Linked DNA regions of Homo sapiens: regions 1 and 3 are each linked to region 2. A link is a contact called in ENCODE Hi-C or POLR2A ChIA-PET data. All regions are on one chromosome and are shown on one strand. The core of a region is the stretch at or near the end of the contact, and the rest is flanking DNA. Distances in the headings are between cores, read along the strand shown. Region 1 holds the start of MAPKAPK5 (MAPK activated protein kinase 5). Region 2 holds the start of NAA25 (N-alpha-acetyltransferase 25, NatB auxiliary subunit). Region 3 holds the start of ALDH2 (aldehyde dehydrogenase 2 family member).

Region 1 (4,541 bases), core at 1,144-3,643, 270 kb before region 2:
CACAGTTCTCCTCCACTTAGGAATCTCCCATCTTCAGGCCTTGCCTTCTCCAGAGCCTGGTCACCATCTGCTTCCAGTTGGCAGAAGGAGTAACAGCACAGGGGAGCACCTGTTGGAGGTCTGTATGGGCCAGGCCTGGAAACTGCACACCTCTTCTGGTCACTTTCCGCTGGGGAGAGCATAGGCACAGAGCCACACTTAAATTTTACTTTGAGGAATGCAGTGTAGGTGTATGTCCGACAAAGAAAACAATAATTCGGTAGACAAATAAGTCTCCACTCCAATATTCAATTACTTACTTAACTTATGCTCTGGTATGTCTCAAATTAACCTAGATAGAAATGAACTCTGAATCTTCCACTTCCATCAAGTTTTTCACTCACTCAATGGCATCATTATCCATCCAGTTGCTTAAGCATACATTTGAAAGTTATCCTTGGTCTGTTTCTTATCCTTCCCTTCCACATCTAATCCTTCAGGAAGTCCTGACAATGTTACCTCCAAAATATGTCTTAAATCCATCTTCTCAGCCAGGCACGGTGGCTCACGCCTGTAATCCCAGTACTTTGGGAGGCCAAGGGAGGTGAATCACTTGAACTCAGGGGTTGGAGAGCAGCCGGGGCAATGTGGAGAGACCCAATCTCTACAAAAAAAATACGAAAAATTAGCCAGGCATGGTGGCATGCGCCTATAGTCCCAGCTACTCAGGATGCTGAGGTGGGAGGATCGCCTGAGCCCAGGAGGTCTAGGTTGCAGTGAGCTGTGATCACGCCACTGCACTCTAGACAGTGGGACCGTTTAAAAAAAAAAATCCATCTTCTCTACACCTTTACCGCCACCTCCTTAGTTCAGACAGTGTAATAATCTCTCATCTGCATTATTCTCCAATAGCCTCCTAATAGCTCTGTTTCCATTCTTGCTTTCCTATATTCTATTCTCTACAAAGCAGAGTGATCTTTTAAAACAAATTTGTTCACATCACTCTTTACTTTAAAACCTTACAATAGCTTAGAATAAAATCCAAAGTCCTGATTATGACCCCCAAAGGCCACATATGATGCAGCCCCTGCCCACATCTCCAACCTCATCCTTTTTATACTTTTTTTTTTCTTTTTTTGAAATAGAGACGGGGTTTCGCCATGTTGGCCAGGCCGGTCTCGAACTCCTGACTTCAAGTGATCCGCCCGCCTTGGCCTCCCGAAGTGCTGGGATTACAGGCGTGACCCACCGCGCCCAGCCTCCAACCTCACCCTTTATCAGTCTCCTCCTACTCGATCTACTCCAGCTACAATGACCTTCTTGCTGATTCTTGAACATATTTAGCTTATTTCCACCTTAAAATTTCTACCCATCTGCCCAGAAATCTTTCCTTGGATTTCCAATAGCCAGCCCTTTCTCATTCCTCAGGGGTCTCAGCTTAAATGTTACCTCCTGAGATTCCTTCCTTAATCATCTAATACGAAGAAGTCCCCACATCCAGTTATTCTCTTACCTCAGCATCCTGTTTATGTTCTTCTTAGCATCAGACTCGGGCTTTTTCCTGTTTATTACCTACTTCGTTTTCCTGAAAGATCCATGTGCCGGTACCATGTGTTGTTCCTACTGTTTCTCCAATGTCTAGTAGATTTGGCACATACTGATGTGCAATTAATACGTGAATGAAGAACCATTGACAGACGATTAGTCAAAAGCTCTTGCAAAGCCCTTTGATAGGTTATCGGTGGAGAGTAGGGAGCACAAACCTGGGGTCCCATTCTAGCTTGACCACTTCTCGGCTGTGCACAAACTAGTCTAGCTCTCCTGAGCCTCAGTTACCTATTTTGCAAATTAGGGATGGGAACATCCATACCTCACGACGCCAAACGGCTACCTTGTAAAGACGAAAGGAGGAAATGCAGGAAATAACTCCACGTAAGGTTAATGCTCCGTAAACAGAGCTGCTACTGCTATTATATATTCTATACAATCCTGCGCCCTTAACGGCAGGACCCTTTCAGTGCTTCAGTCCTGTCTTCTCTCTCCTGGGTTGACCTCCACAGATCCTCTCAGAAGAGCGTTTTCCAGGCGTGAATCTCCGCAGAGTGGAGATAAAGGCTGAGGCCCCAACGCACGCGCACTCACGCGAGTCCGGGCCTATGACGTCATTAGCGCAGCGCCATCGCCGCGGAAGGCCCAGGGGCCTGTCCTGTATGCGGCGTGTCTTAGGGAGGCCCAGGCGGACGCCTGCAAGTCGGGTGCGCGGTTCGGGGGCGGCTCGGAAACCCCAGCGGAAGGCAGCAAGGGGCGCGTGGGGCCGTGGAGTCACGAAGCTGGGCGGCAGGAGGGGCGGCCTGGAGCTCCCGCGGGGCACAGCGCGTGCGTGAGGGCGGCCGGCGGGGCTGCCCGGCGCGGGTGTCCCGGCGATGTGTGGCGCTGAGGCGGCGGCGGGAGCAGCGGCGCCGAGCTCTGCTTCGGCTTCGGCTTCGGCTTCGCGGCGGTGCAGGCGGCGGAGGCGGAGGCGCAGGCTCTTCTTTAGGACCTGGCGAGCCCAGGTCTAAGCGGCGGCCCCGCGAGGCCCTTGCACGGCGCCCCGGGTCGAGGCCCTCCCCGCCTCGCCCTACCCCAGGAGCCTGCCTCCCCAGCTGGGGATGAGGCTAGGAGGCGGCCGCGTGGGGCCCAGCACAAAGACCTGTCCCCAGGGGCCGCCGCCTCCGCCGCTGCTGCTGCCGCCAGCCTAGAGCCGCCCGCCGAAGCAGAGCCGGCGCCGGGGTCCTCATCCCCACCGGTCCCGAGGGGCGGCTGCTGCCCGTCGCCACGAGGCCCAGGGGCCCGAGTGCCGAGCCCTTTGCTCCCTCGGCCGCGCGGGGACAGGGCTGCTGAGCAGCCTCCGCCTCTCCCGGCTGTGGGGGCCCCACTGAGTATGTCGGAGGAGAGCGACATGGACAAAGCCATCAAGGTAAGGGGGAGGTGCCCCCTCTTCCCCCGCGTTGTCCTGTGGCGTTCTTCTCGGCTCTAGCCTCAAAAAGCAGGGAGATTTTGCAGTGAGAGGTTCCATCGACTACCGGGTTTCGGCCTCCCCCGGATTCCGTGGATCGCGCTTTACAGCCCTGGGGCCAAGGGTTATGGGTGTGGGTGTAGGTGTGTGTCCGACTCCCGCCAGCTTCCCTGGTGAGTGTGATTTGTGCTCAGCTGGAACAGAGGTGAGTGGCCTGGAGACACTATTAAGTGTCAATGAATGGGACGAAGAGAGCCCTACTACTACTACTACACGTTTCGATCACTCCCCAAGGCCGCCAGCATTTGCTTCCGGATGGTCTACAGAACTTGGAGAGTTGGAATTTATCCATCCCTCCCGATTTGTTTGAAATCAGCCTTCTGGAAATCTGCAGTTGGAAAAAGGTGGTTCGCCGTACAAAACCTGTCCTTTGGGGAATAGGTTGTCCTCACTTTTCCGTGTATTCTCCCCTTTTTCTTTTTCCTCTTCTTTCTCCTAGGAAGCATTGAGTTTACTTAGGAAAAGTTAACAGTTCCTGTGACTTAACTGCACTTAAACCAAAAGAAAAGCAAATGTGTGTTCGAAAATTACACAAATAAAATAAGTTTTCTAAAACCTGTTTTTAACTTTTTTTTTTTTTAAAGGCACATTTTGCCCACTCAGGGCCAGTTATCTGTCTTGACAGCTGTAGCTAAGAAATTAGTCTTATGAAAATTAAACATTGACGCTTAAAGTTTGATGTATTATTTACTTATTTGTAGTGTTAAGTCAGCCCAGTGCATTGAATAATTTCATTTTATCTTGAAGGACAGGCATCTATTGGCAGCTTGGGGTTATTTTCCCCTTCAAGACAGTTACTAGTAATGATTAAGAATTTACATTTCTACCAATTCTTTAGGTGGTGTATATAGTTTCTCAAAATCATCAAGTCATTCCAAAGAAACTTAACCCTTTAAAGGAGGCATCAACATATAACATATACATTAAGGAAGACCAGGTTTTTTGTCTGTTTGTTTGTTTTTGAGACGGAGTCTCACTCTGTCGCCCAGGCTGGAGTGCAGTGGCCCGATCTTGGCTCACTGCAAGTTCCGCCTCCTGGGTTCACGCCATTCTCCTGCCTCAGCCTCCCGAGTAGCTGGGATTACAGGCGCCCACCCACCACGCCCTGCTAATTTTTTCTTTTGTTTGTATTTTTAGTAGAGACGGGGTTTCACCGTAATAGCCAGGATGGGCTCGATCTCCTGACCTCGTGATCTGCCCGCCTTGGCCTCCCAAAATGGTGGGATTACAGGCGTGAGCCACCGTGCCTGGCCCAAGGAAGACGAGGTTTTAAATCATAAAGATTCTAAAAGACTGCCTTGACATATCCTTCTTTTGTTTTGGGTTTTGTTTTTTTTTTTGAGTCGGAGTCTGGCTTTGTCATCCAGGCTGGAGTGCAGTGGGATGCTCTTGGCTCACTGCAACCTCCACCTCCCAGGTTCAAGTGATTCTCCTGCCTCAGCCTCCCCAGTAGCTGGGACTACAGGCACGTGCCACCACACCCAGCTAATTTTTTTGTATTTTTAGT
Region 2 (4,924 bases), core at 323-2,822:
GATTGTGCCACTGTACTCCAACCTGGACGACAGAGTGAGACTCATCTCAAAAGAAAAAAAAGGTGAGCCTGAAACAGTCCACAGGGGTTCAAATTCTAGCTCCAAGAAATACTAACTGAGTGGCCTTAGACAAATTACACAACAACAATAAAGCCTCAGTTTCCTCATCTGTTTTTTTTTTTGTTGTTGTTGTTGTTAAAGGGTTCAGGGGCAGGAAAAAACAGTAGCCACCTCTTGAGAATGGGTGAAGATTATATTAGATAACCCATATAAAAGGCCAAGGCCAGTGACTGTCATAATGAGTCATCTATAAACCTTAGCTATAGGATTGTTGCTAAAATCAAATGAGATGTGAGAGTAAAAAAAAAAATCACACAAATTATGAAATAAAAGCCGGACTAACTGTGGCCAGAAACAAAGTTAACCACCGCCCCCCGCTCCCAAAACGATTCCCACCTTGGAGAGAAGCCTCCAATTTAGTAACATCCACATGAGGTCTATAAATACGATGTCTACTTTTGTAAAAACCACTGACCTTGAAGCTTCCTCACCATTAAGTGAGATAGACCAAGACCATAAAACCATCTAAGAGGAAAGGAAATGCAAAAAGGACCAATCCAATTACACATTTCGGTTATTGGAAAAGGGTTTCTCCCAAACTCAAAATCTGTGATTTTTCACTACCAGGGTAAATGGATGAGATGACATCAAGGTCTTCAAGTCTGCGGGTTGAGGTAAGAGTTGTGGAGAGGGATCTGCTTAGCACAGGGAAGGAAAGCTGCAGAGAAAACCACAGAGAAGCTGCAGAAAGGAGAAGCCCTCCAGTAGCTCTGCATGCCCCTCTGACACGAGCTATCACAATCTCTTCACCGCTATTTTAGGCCCAAGACCCCCTCCCCCCGCCTCCCACGTGTGACCAGAGTAGCTGCTTCTCCACCCAACAGCTCTGGATTGGGAGCCTGGAATCTCGGGCCTGCTCCTGACTCGATCTGGGTGACCTTGCGTCAGCCCCTTCCCCACTCCGGACCTCAGTTTCTCCTATGCACCGAAGCCCACCTAGTCAGACAACCCTCTAGGCCCAATTCCCGTAAATAAAAAAAAATCTCTGGTAGGGAATCTTCCCTCAGGCAGGGCGTCCCACCCTCGTGCCGGAGCCGGCTTCCACCTTCGGGGAGATCTCCGGTCTCCCTAGGAGCGGCGGTAACGATGCAGCCTGCGGGTAGCGCAGGTGTCTGCAGAACCACGCGTCCCACGGGGCCTGCCAAGCAGGCCAGCTCTGCCGACCAGCTGCTGCCCAGACCGCGCCACTACCACCCCAAGGCTGAGGAAGGTTGGGCCGGCGCCTACGCGAGGCCCGCGGCTGCGGCCTAGTGGCCCGCGCGGCCCGCCCCCCTGCGCCTGCCCGGCCCGCGCGCCGGCCCTCAGCACCCCTCCTGGGCTTTCGCCCCAGCCTCGGCAGCCCTCGGCGCGTCGGGCTGGCGAGCGGGCTGGTCCAAGACACTCACCGTAAATGGGCCGGAGGCGCCTGTCGTTAGGGTCCTGCACATGGCCCCGCGTCGCCATGATGACAAGCGCAGAACCACAGTGCGCACGCGCGGGGCAGGACCCCGGGAAAGGGCTATTAAAGGGCCAGCGTCGATCTCGCTTGTCTATCACGATAGTCGCGGTGCTGCGACTGAACGCGCCTGCGCGGAAAGGGAAGCATCCACCCTTGCCGATTGCCACCTCTTTAAACGCTGTTCCTTCACTTAGCAGGTGGGATCAAGCTGGCAAGAGGAGGCAGCTGTTGCTGTTAAAGTCTTCCGAGTCACTGACTGGGAAGTTAGGAGAGGAGGGGAGAAAGCTCTCAAAGTTAGGGTTCGGCTGCTCCTGTTTATCCTATTTATTCTCCGTCCTGAAGAACCAGCTAGACTTGGCTGTGATTAATCGCAGAGGAACCAGAAACTCCCGGGGGAGAGAGACCCAGGGGAAAGTTGGGGAAGCGGGGCTGATCAACAGCAAAAATCTGCCAAAAAAGTTCGAGAGAGCCGGGCGCTGTGGCTCAGCCTGTAATCCCAGCACTTTGGGAGGCCGAGGCGGGCGGATCACAAGGTCAGGAGATCGAGACCATCCTGGCTAACACGGTGAAACCCCATCTCTACTAAAAATACAAAAAAAGTTAGCGGGGCGTAGTGGCGGGCGCCTGTAGTCCCAGCTACTCATGAGGCTGAGGCAGGAGAATGGCGTGAACCCAGGAGGCGGAGCTTGCAGTAAGCCGAGATCGCGCCACTGCACCCCAGCCTGGGCGACAGAGCGAGACTCCATCTCAAAAAAAAAAAAAAAAAAAGAAAAAAGTTCGAGAGCCCTCCACCACCTGTTCCTGGACCAAACTGAGCGTCAGGCTGCTGTTTCTCCTGGTTCAGTAAGGAGATGCAGATGAACTGGAGAGGAAGCGAGTTTTTATTTCTGCAACCAGTTACAGGGAGAAGGCCTGGAAATTATCACCAGACCAACTTAAAATTACAAAGCTTTCCAGAGCTTATATACCTTCTAAGCTATATGTCTACGTGTAAATGTGCATTCATCTAAAGACATAAGTGATTAACTCGCCGGGCGCGGTGGCTCATGCCTGTAATCCCAGCACTTTGGGAGGCCAAGGCGGGCGGATCACGAGGTCAGGAGATCGAGACCACGGTGAAACCCCATCTCTACTAAAAATACAAAAAATTAGCTGGGCGCAGTGACAGGCGCCTGTAGTCCCAGCTACTAGGGAGGCTGAGGCAGGAGAATGGCGTGAACCCGGAAGGCGGAGCTTGCAGTGAGCCGAGATCCCGGCACTGCACTCCAGCCTGGGCGAGGGAGGCTCCGTCTCAAAAAAAAAAAAATAATAATAATAATAATTGATTAACTCACTTTAGTCTATAACTAAGGTTTGAGTCCTGAAGACTTTCCTTTGAAGCCTCAGTAAATTTACTTAATCTAAATGGCAATAGGTGCTGGGGTGATTATCCTTATCTTGCCTCCTACTAAATCACGGAGGTTTGGGGAGTTACTTCAGACCCCCAATAAAATTTGTTTAATCCTAAATGGGTCCTGTTAGGAATTCTTTCGTTATTTTGTCATGCTTTAAGGCCAAGGAAAGGCCTAGGCAAAACTCTTGGTGGGCTTTTGTTACATTCCATCCTTTGTATAAGGGCACTGGCTTTTTTTTTTTAGCTTTTAATATGTAACTTAACCACTCAGTTAGTACTGAAACAGTTGTTATGGAGGCCTGTGTTAGTGAGACCTGGCCTGCCACACACCCTTCTCCCAGGACTCAGCCAACAAAGAAGCATCCTAGATGAATACTTACTCGGTATCTGCCTAGAGTATTTAAATGCAAGGTCTTTACATTTATTCTCTCATTTAATTTTCATAACTGTCATCGTATTTCCCTGGGAGGTAGATCTTATTATTACCTCTCTTTTTACAGATAGATTTATTCGTACAACACTGAGTTATTGAGTGCCTATTATTTGACACACTCTTGTTTTAGGCACAGAGGATACATCAATAAATAAAATAGACAGAGACTTAATGGAGTTTTTATTTGTAGTGAGGGAGACAGACAATAAATAAGTAGATAGCCTATTACATGGTGATAAATGCTACTGAGAAAAATAAAGCAGGAAAGGGGGGCAGTGAGAGAGGGAGGTAATTTTAAATAGTGTGGTAAGGCTGGCTTGGTGGCTCACCCCTGTAATCCCACCACTTTGGCAGGCCAAAGTGGGTGGATCACATGAGGTCAGGGGTTCAAGACAAGCCTGGCCAACATGATAAAACCCCTTCTCTGCTAAAAATACAAATATTAGCTGGGTGTGGTAGTGTGAGCCTGTAACCCCGGCTACTCAGGAGGCTGAGGCAGGAGAATCGCTTGAACCCGGTAGGCAAAGGTTGCAGTGAGCCAAGATCGTGCCATTGCACTCCAGCATGGGCAACAGAGCAAGACTCTTGCATAAATAAATAAATAGGCCGGGTGCAGTGGGTCGTGCCTGTAATCTCAGCACTTTGTGAGGCCGAGGCGGGTGGATCACCTGAGGTCAGGAGTTTGAGACCAGCCTGGGCAACGTGGCGAAACCCCATCTCTACTAAAAATACAAAAAATTAGTCAGGCGTGGTGGCACGTGCCTGTAATCCCAGCTACTCCCGAGGCTGAGGCTTGAACCCGGGAGGTGGAGGTTGCAGTGAGCCAAGATCATGTTGTTGCACTCTAGCCTGGGCAACAGAGCAAGACTCCATCTCAAAAAAAAAAAAAAAAAAGGAAGGCATTTAAATACTCCAGAGGTCGGGAATGGTGACTCACGCCTGTAATCCTAGCACTTAGGAGGTCTAGGCGAGCGGATCACTTGAGGACATGAGTTCGAGACCAGCCTGGGCAACATGGCAAAACCCCATCTCTACTAAAAATAAAAAATTAGCTGAGCGGCTGGGCACAGTGGCTCACGCCTGTAATCCCAGCACTTTGGGAGGCTAAGGTGGGTGGATCACGAGGTCAGGAGATCGAGACCATCCTGGCTAACACGGTGAAACCCTGTCTTTACTAAAAATACAAAAAAATTAGCCAGACGTGGTGGCGGGCACTTGTAGTCCCAGCTACTCGGGAGGCTGAGGCAGGAGAATGGCGTGAACCCAGGAGACGGAGCTTGCAGTGAGCCGAGATTGTGCCACTGCACTCCAGCCTGCAACAGAGTGAGACTCCATCTCCAAAAAAAAAAAAAAAAAAAAAAAAATTAGCTGAGCAGGGTGGTGCGCACCTGTAATCCCAGCTACTCAGGGGGCTGAGGCACAAGAATCACTTGAGCCCAGGAGGTGGAAGTTGCAGAGCCGAGATTGCAACACTGCACTCCAGCCTGGGCAACAGAGGGAGACTCTGTCTCAAAAATATATATAAATAAATAAATACTCC
Region 3 (4,465 bases), core at 870-3,369, 340 kb before region 2:
TTTTTTTTTTTTTTGAGACGTAGTCTCACTCTATCACCCAGGCTGGAGTTCAGTGGCACGATCTCAGCTCTTGGCTCACTGCAACCTCTGTCTCCCAGATTCAAGCAATCTCCTGCCTCACCTTCTGGAGTAGCTGGGATTACAGGCACTGCGACCATTCCTGGCTAATTGTGTGTGTGTGTGTGTGTGTGTGTGTGTGTGTGTGTGTGTGTGTGTGTGTGTGTTTAGTAGAGATGGGGTTTCACCATGTTGGCCAGGCTGGTCTCGAACTCCTCACCTCAAGTGATCTACCCGCCTCAGCTTCCCCCCCAGAGTGCTGAGATTACAGGCACGAGTCATGGTGCCAGCCTCATTTCTATTAATTTCTTAAGCAAATCAAGAGCATACATTGTGGCATTGTTTGTAGTGGCAAAAGATTGGAAACAACCTAAATGTCCATCATAGGAAATTCATGAAATAAAACTACCTCATGTATCCAGAGGAATACCATGAAACTGTTGAAGAGAATGGGGACATAGTCCTTGTGTGCTGTGACAAAACGATCTCCACACACAGTATTAAGGGAAAAAAAGTACCTGGCACGGTGGCTCATGCCTGTAATCCCAGAACTTTGGGAGGCCGAGGTGGGCGGATCACCTAAGGTCAGGAGTTCGAGACCAGCTTGACCAATATGATGAAACCCCATCTCTACTAAAAATACAAAAATTAACCAAGTGTGGTGGCATGCGCCTGTAATCCCAGCCACTTGGGAGGCTGAGACAGGAGAATCGCTAGAACCTGGGAGGTGGAAGTTGCAGTGAGCCCACATGGTGCCAGCCTGGGCAACAAGAGTGAAACCCCATCTAAAAAAAAAAAGCAAGGCGCCATTGGGAAGGGGAAGTGGGGCCTGCATGGCTGAATTCAGAGAAGGAAGGGAGTCTTGGTTATCAGATTATCTCTGCAGCTGATCTCCAAACCTATTTCCCTTCTTCCTGGCACAGGGGCCACTCATTTCCCAGACTCTTTTGCATGGAGGCATGGTTGTGTGATTGAAATCCAGCCAGGCGAGCAGGCTCAGCCCACAGAAACCTCCCATGGGCCACCCCCATGCCTTTTCTTCCTCTGGTTTGTGTGGAATGGTGCTGAGCCCCCAGGGCGACTTTGGTGGAATCTGGTGTTGAAATCAGAGTCCCACCGCCGGGCGCGGTGGCTCACGCCTGTAATCCCAGCACTTTGGGAGGCCGAGGCAGGCGGATCATGAGGTGAGGAGATCGAGACCATCCTGGCTAACACGGTGAAACCCCGTCTCTACTGAAAATACAAAAAATTAGCCGGGCGTGGTGGCAGGCGCCTGTGGTCCCAGCTACTCCGGAGGCGGAGGCAGGAGACTGGTGTGAACCCGGGAGGCAGAGCTTGCAGTGAGCCGAGATCGTGCCACTGCACTCCAGCCTAGGCGACACAGTGAGACTCCGTCTCAAAAAAAAAAAAAAAAAAAAGAATAAGCAAATCATGCAAATCATCCTGTTCTAAACTCTGAACCGCTGCTTCCAAGACCGTCCCTGCCCTTGCCCTGGCCGCCTCTCTCCTTGTTAACTGGGCTCCATTCATTCTTTCCATTTCTCTAACACGTGCCAGGTGGTCTCATCTCCTGGCCTTTGCCCTTGCTGTTCCCTGTCATCATTCAGGTCTCACTTGTCATTTCCTGACCATGGTACTTATAAAAGCAGTGCCGTCTGCCCCATCCATGTCACCTCGTTCATCTCCTTCACCTCCGAAATGATCTCGCTTTTGGGTTTACGGCCGGTCTCTTCACCTGGAGCATCAGCCGGGAAGGTCAGGGTCGCCCTGGCTCGGGCCTGTTCACATTGGGGTCAAAGGCACACATTGGGGGCTCAACCAAGGCGAGCTGCGTTCGCGGGGCCGGGTCTTTCCGCACAGGCGGAGGGCGGTGGCGGGCGCGGAGGCGTCGCGCGAGCCAGGGGGCAGCCACGGGCCGGGGGTACCTAGCGCCACCCGCTTCGCTTGCATCAGCTGCGCGCCCCATCCCGAGGAATGGTAGAGGCAGCCCCGCCCCCGGCCCGCCCCCGCCTTTCCATTGGCTGCCGCGCGGGGCGGGGAGCGGGGTCGGCTCAGTGGCCCTGAGACCCTAGCTCTGCTCTCGGTCCGCTCGCTGTCCGCTAGCCCGCTGCGATGTTGCGCGCTGCCGCCCGCTTCGGGCCCCGCCTGGGCCGCCGCCTCTTGTCAGCCGCCGCCACCCAGGCCGTGCCTGCCCCCAACCAGCAGCCCGAGGTCTTCTGCAACCAGGTGAGCCCACCGGCCGGGCTCGCGCTTTGTTTTCCGGCCCGAGTCCCCCGCAGGCCCCTAGGAAGGCCCCGCGCCGCCGTGGGCCTTAGTGTACTCATCTGGGGCTCGAGGGGTTTGCAGAGGCTGACCTGGAAGCACATCTGCCCCCTCCTCTCCTGCAAGCATTTTAGCCCCTTCGCCGCCTCTGACAGTCCCCGTCCCATTTCCCCGTGACTTGGGCCCCCTCTCCGTCTTCGCCCAGCCTCGGTCTGTTTTCCAGGGCCAACTCTCGGGGTTCCGTTCTCCCCATGGTCCTTGCTTTCGGGTCTCCGCAGGGTCCCCACCCTCACCCACTCAGAAGACGCGACCAAGTCCCTCTTTGCAGGAACTTTCCTGTCTTTTCCTTAGTCATCCCCTTTACCCCCTGACTCATGCCCTCATCCAAGGAGTTCAAAAGGAAAAACCAGGAAAGAGGTGATTTGCAGCCACGTTCTCCAGTTCACCATGGGCGAGGCCACGCTCGGCTGCTTCCATTGCTGGGAGTAGGGAATCCTGGAGGACCTTCGGCCCCAGGGGGCCGACCCCAAGGGGTGTCTGCGGCTTCCAACGCCGGCTTCGACCAAACCAAGGAGGAGCTTTCCAGGATAAAACTGATTCCTGTGGTCCATTTATTGATTGCTCAATCAGTAATACTTTGGAATATTTTTTGTTTTGATCTTTGAGTTTGGTTAAAGTTCTAGACTTCACAGAGGCTGAAATTGGTTATGAAAGAGTTTGTTTTGTTTGTGCCAGTGCATGTTGGCTGCCTTCTCTGACTTAAGCTTTTTCTCCTATAAATGGAAAGGCGCTCTGAGGGTTAGGTTCACACAGGCCCTCATCAACCAGTCACTTCATAGTTAATCACAGCTCCTGTCCTGTCTGCACAGCCTTTGTGCAGCACTGTTCTAAGCGTCTACCTGTTTTGCAATTTAAGGTAATTTTTACAACAGCCTCAGTAGGAAGGGACTGTAATTCTCCATTTTACAGATGAAGAGACTGAGTCACAAAGAGGTTTAGTGACTCACCTAAAGACCAAAGTCAGTGGCATAGTTGGGGTTCACAGCTGAACTTCCAGGAGTAAGCCCCTAACCAGAACATTCCATGGTATGTTGTGACTCTGGGTGGGAACAAAGGGACCACCGATCCTCTGGGACTATTGCTGATTTGGGATGCTGTAGAGCTGGCTCCTAGCCAGCTGCTTTCAACAGCACACCTGCTGGTCTGGCCCTGAGTGTGGCTGCAAATCTGGATATAGGTGATGGGTAAAGGCACATGCGTGTGATTTTAGGGGATGTTACAAAGGTCATTTGCAAGGGAATTTTTAAAAGGATAAAATAAAATCTTTTGCATAACACAAGCTAAAAAGGCAGCAGCTATGGCTCCCTTGGCAGCCTGTGCAAGTTCATGCTTGGAAGACTTGAGCATCAAAAGATCTAGCAGAGGCCAGGTGCAGTAGCTCATGCCTGTAAATCCCAGCATTTTGGGAGGCCGAGGTGGGATGATCCGTTGAGCCTAGGATTTCGAGACCAGCCTGGGCAACATAGCAAGACCCTGTCTCTAGTCTCTACTAAAAAAGTAAATTAGTTAGGTGCGGTGGCACATGCCTGTAGTCCCAGCTATATGGGAGGCTGAGGTGGGATGATCCCTTGAGCCTAGGATTTCGAGACCAGCCTGGGCAACATAGCAAGACCCTGTGTCTAGTCTCTACTAAAAAAGTAAATTAGTCAGGTGCGGTGGCACATGCCTGTAGTCCCAGCTATATGGGAGGCCGAGGTGGGAGGATCACTTGAGCCTAGGAGTTCGAGGCTGCAGTGAGCTATGATTGGGCCACTACACTTAGTCTGAGCAACAGAACAAGACCCTGTCTCAGAAATGTCCTCAAGGAACAGCCATCGCCCTAGGAACCCTTCTGGCCACAGGATCTGATTAAAATCTTTATCCTTTATCACATGCAGATGAGGCAGCTGGGTCCAGATATGCACCCAGGCCCATAGGTAACACATCCTGTTCTCCAGATTTACTCTGTGGGTGTAGGCTGGAGGAGCCGAGTCAATTCCCTGTGGCTGCTTTTCTTTATCAGACTTTTTGAGATCATTAAAGTAACACATGCCCACTGTATAAAATTGCAGAGGACTGACTTACAACTCTCTGGACATGGTCAGTC

What was found. A loop is a pair of places that touch in the nucleus more often than their neighbours do. ChIA-PET counts read pairs that join two places held with the same protein, here RNA polymerase II (POLR2A). Pooled maps may share reads with other maps.
Region 1: a map of CD8-positive, alpha-beta T cell shows a loop between it and region 2 (33-fold over the local background). The contact joins the promoter of MAPKAPK5 here to the promoter of NAA25 in region 2. A Hi-C loop is called at or near these places in 7 of 168 maps with a recorded cell type or tissue (B cell, CD4-positive, alpha-beta T cell, CD8-positive, alpha-beta T cell and 2 more), 8 of 37 single-sample maps with no recorded cell type and 18 of 50 pooled maps. POLR2A ChIA-PET finds 5 or more read pairs at or near these places in 14 of 52 experiments (CD4-positive, alpha-beta T cell, CD4-positive, alpha-beta memory T cell, MCF 10A and 9 more).
Region 3: a loop to region 2 is called in a pooled map, with 4 times the contacts of the local background. The contact joins the promoter of ALDH2 here to the promoter of NAA25 in region 2. A Hi-C loop is called at or near these places in 3 of 50 pooled maps. POLR2A ChIA-PET finds 5 or more read pairs at or near these places in 5 of 52 experiments (GM12878, WTC11, activated B cell and 1 more).

What each region holds. Positions count from the first base shown.
Region 1 is chr12:111,839,835-111,844,375 of GRCh38, forward strand. It overlaps MAPKAPK5 (MAPK activated protein kinase 5), which reads left to right and starts at 2,394. Exons shown (of 14, transcript NM_003668.4): 1 at 2,394-2,935. The coding sequence starts at 2,900. MAPKAPK5-AS1 (MAPKAPK5 antisense RNA 1) reads right to left here and starts at 3,171. Exons shown (of 2, transcript NR_015404.2): 1 at 1,493-3,171; 2 at 1-643. RefSeq lists enhancers at 1,970-2,249, 2,980-3,079 and silencers at 2,280-2,459, 2,540-2,889.
Region 2 is chr12:112,107,211-112,112,134 of GRCh38, forward strand. NAA25 (N-alpha-acetyltransferase 25, NatB auxiliary subunit) reads right to left here and starts at 1,573. Exons shown (of 24, transcript NM_024953.4): 1 at 1,506-1,573. The coding sequence starts at 1,563. RefSeq lists silencers at 1,343-1,422, 1,443-1,522.
Region 3 is chr12:111,764,814-111,769,278 of GRCh38, forward strand. It overlaps ALDH2 (aldehyde dehydrogenase 2 family member), which reads left to right and starts at 2,120. Exons shown (of 13, transcript NM_000690.4): 1 at 2,120-2,283. The coding sequence starts at 2,170. RefSeq lists an enhancer at 1,579-2,348 and a silencer at 1,808-2,127.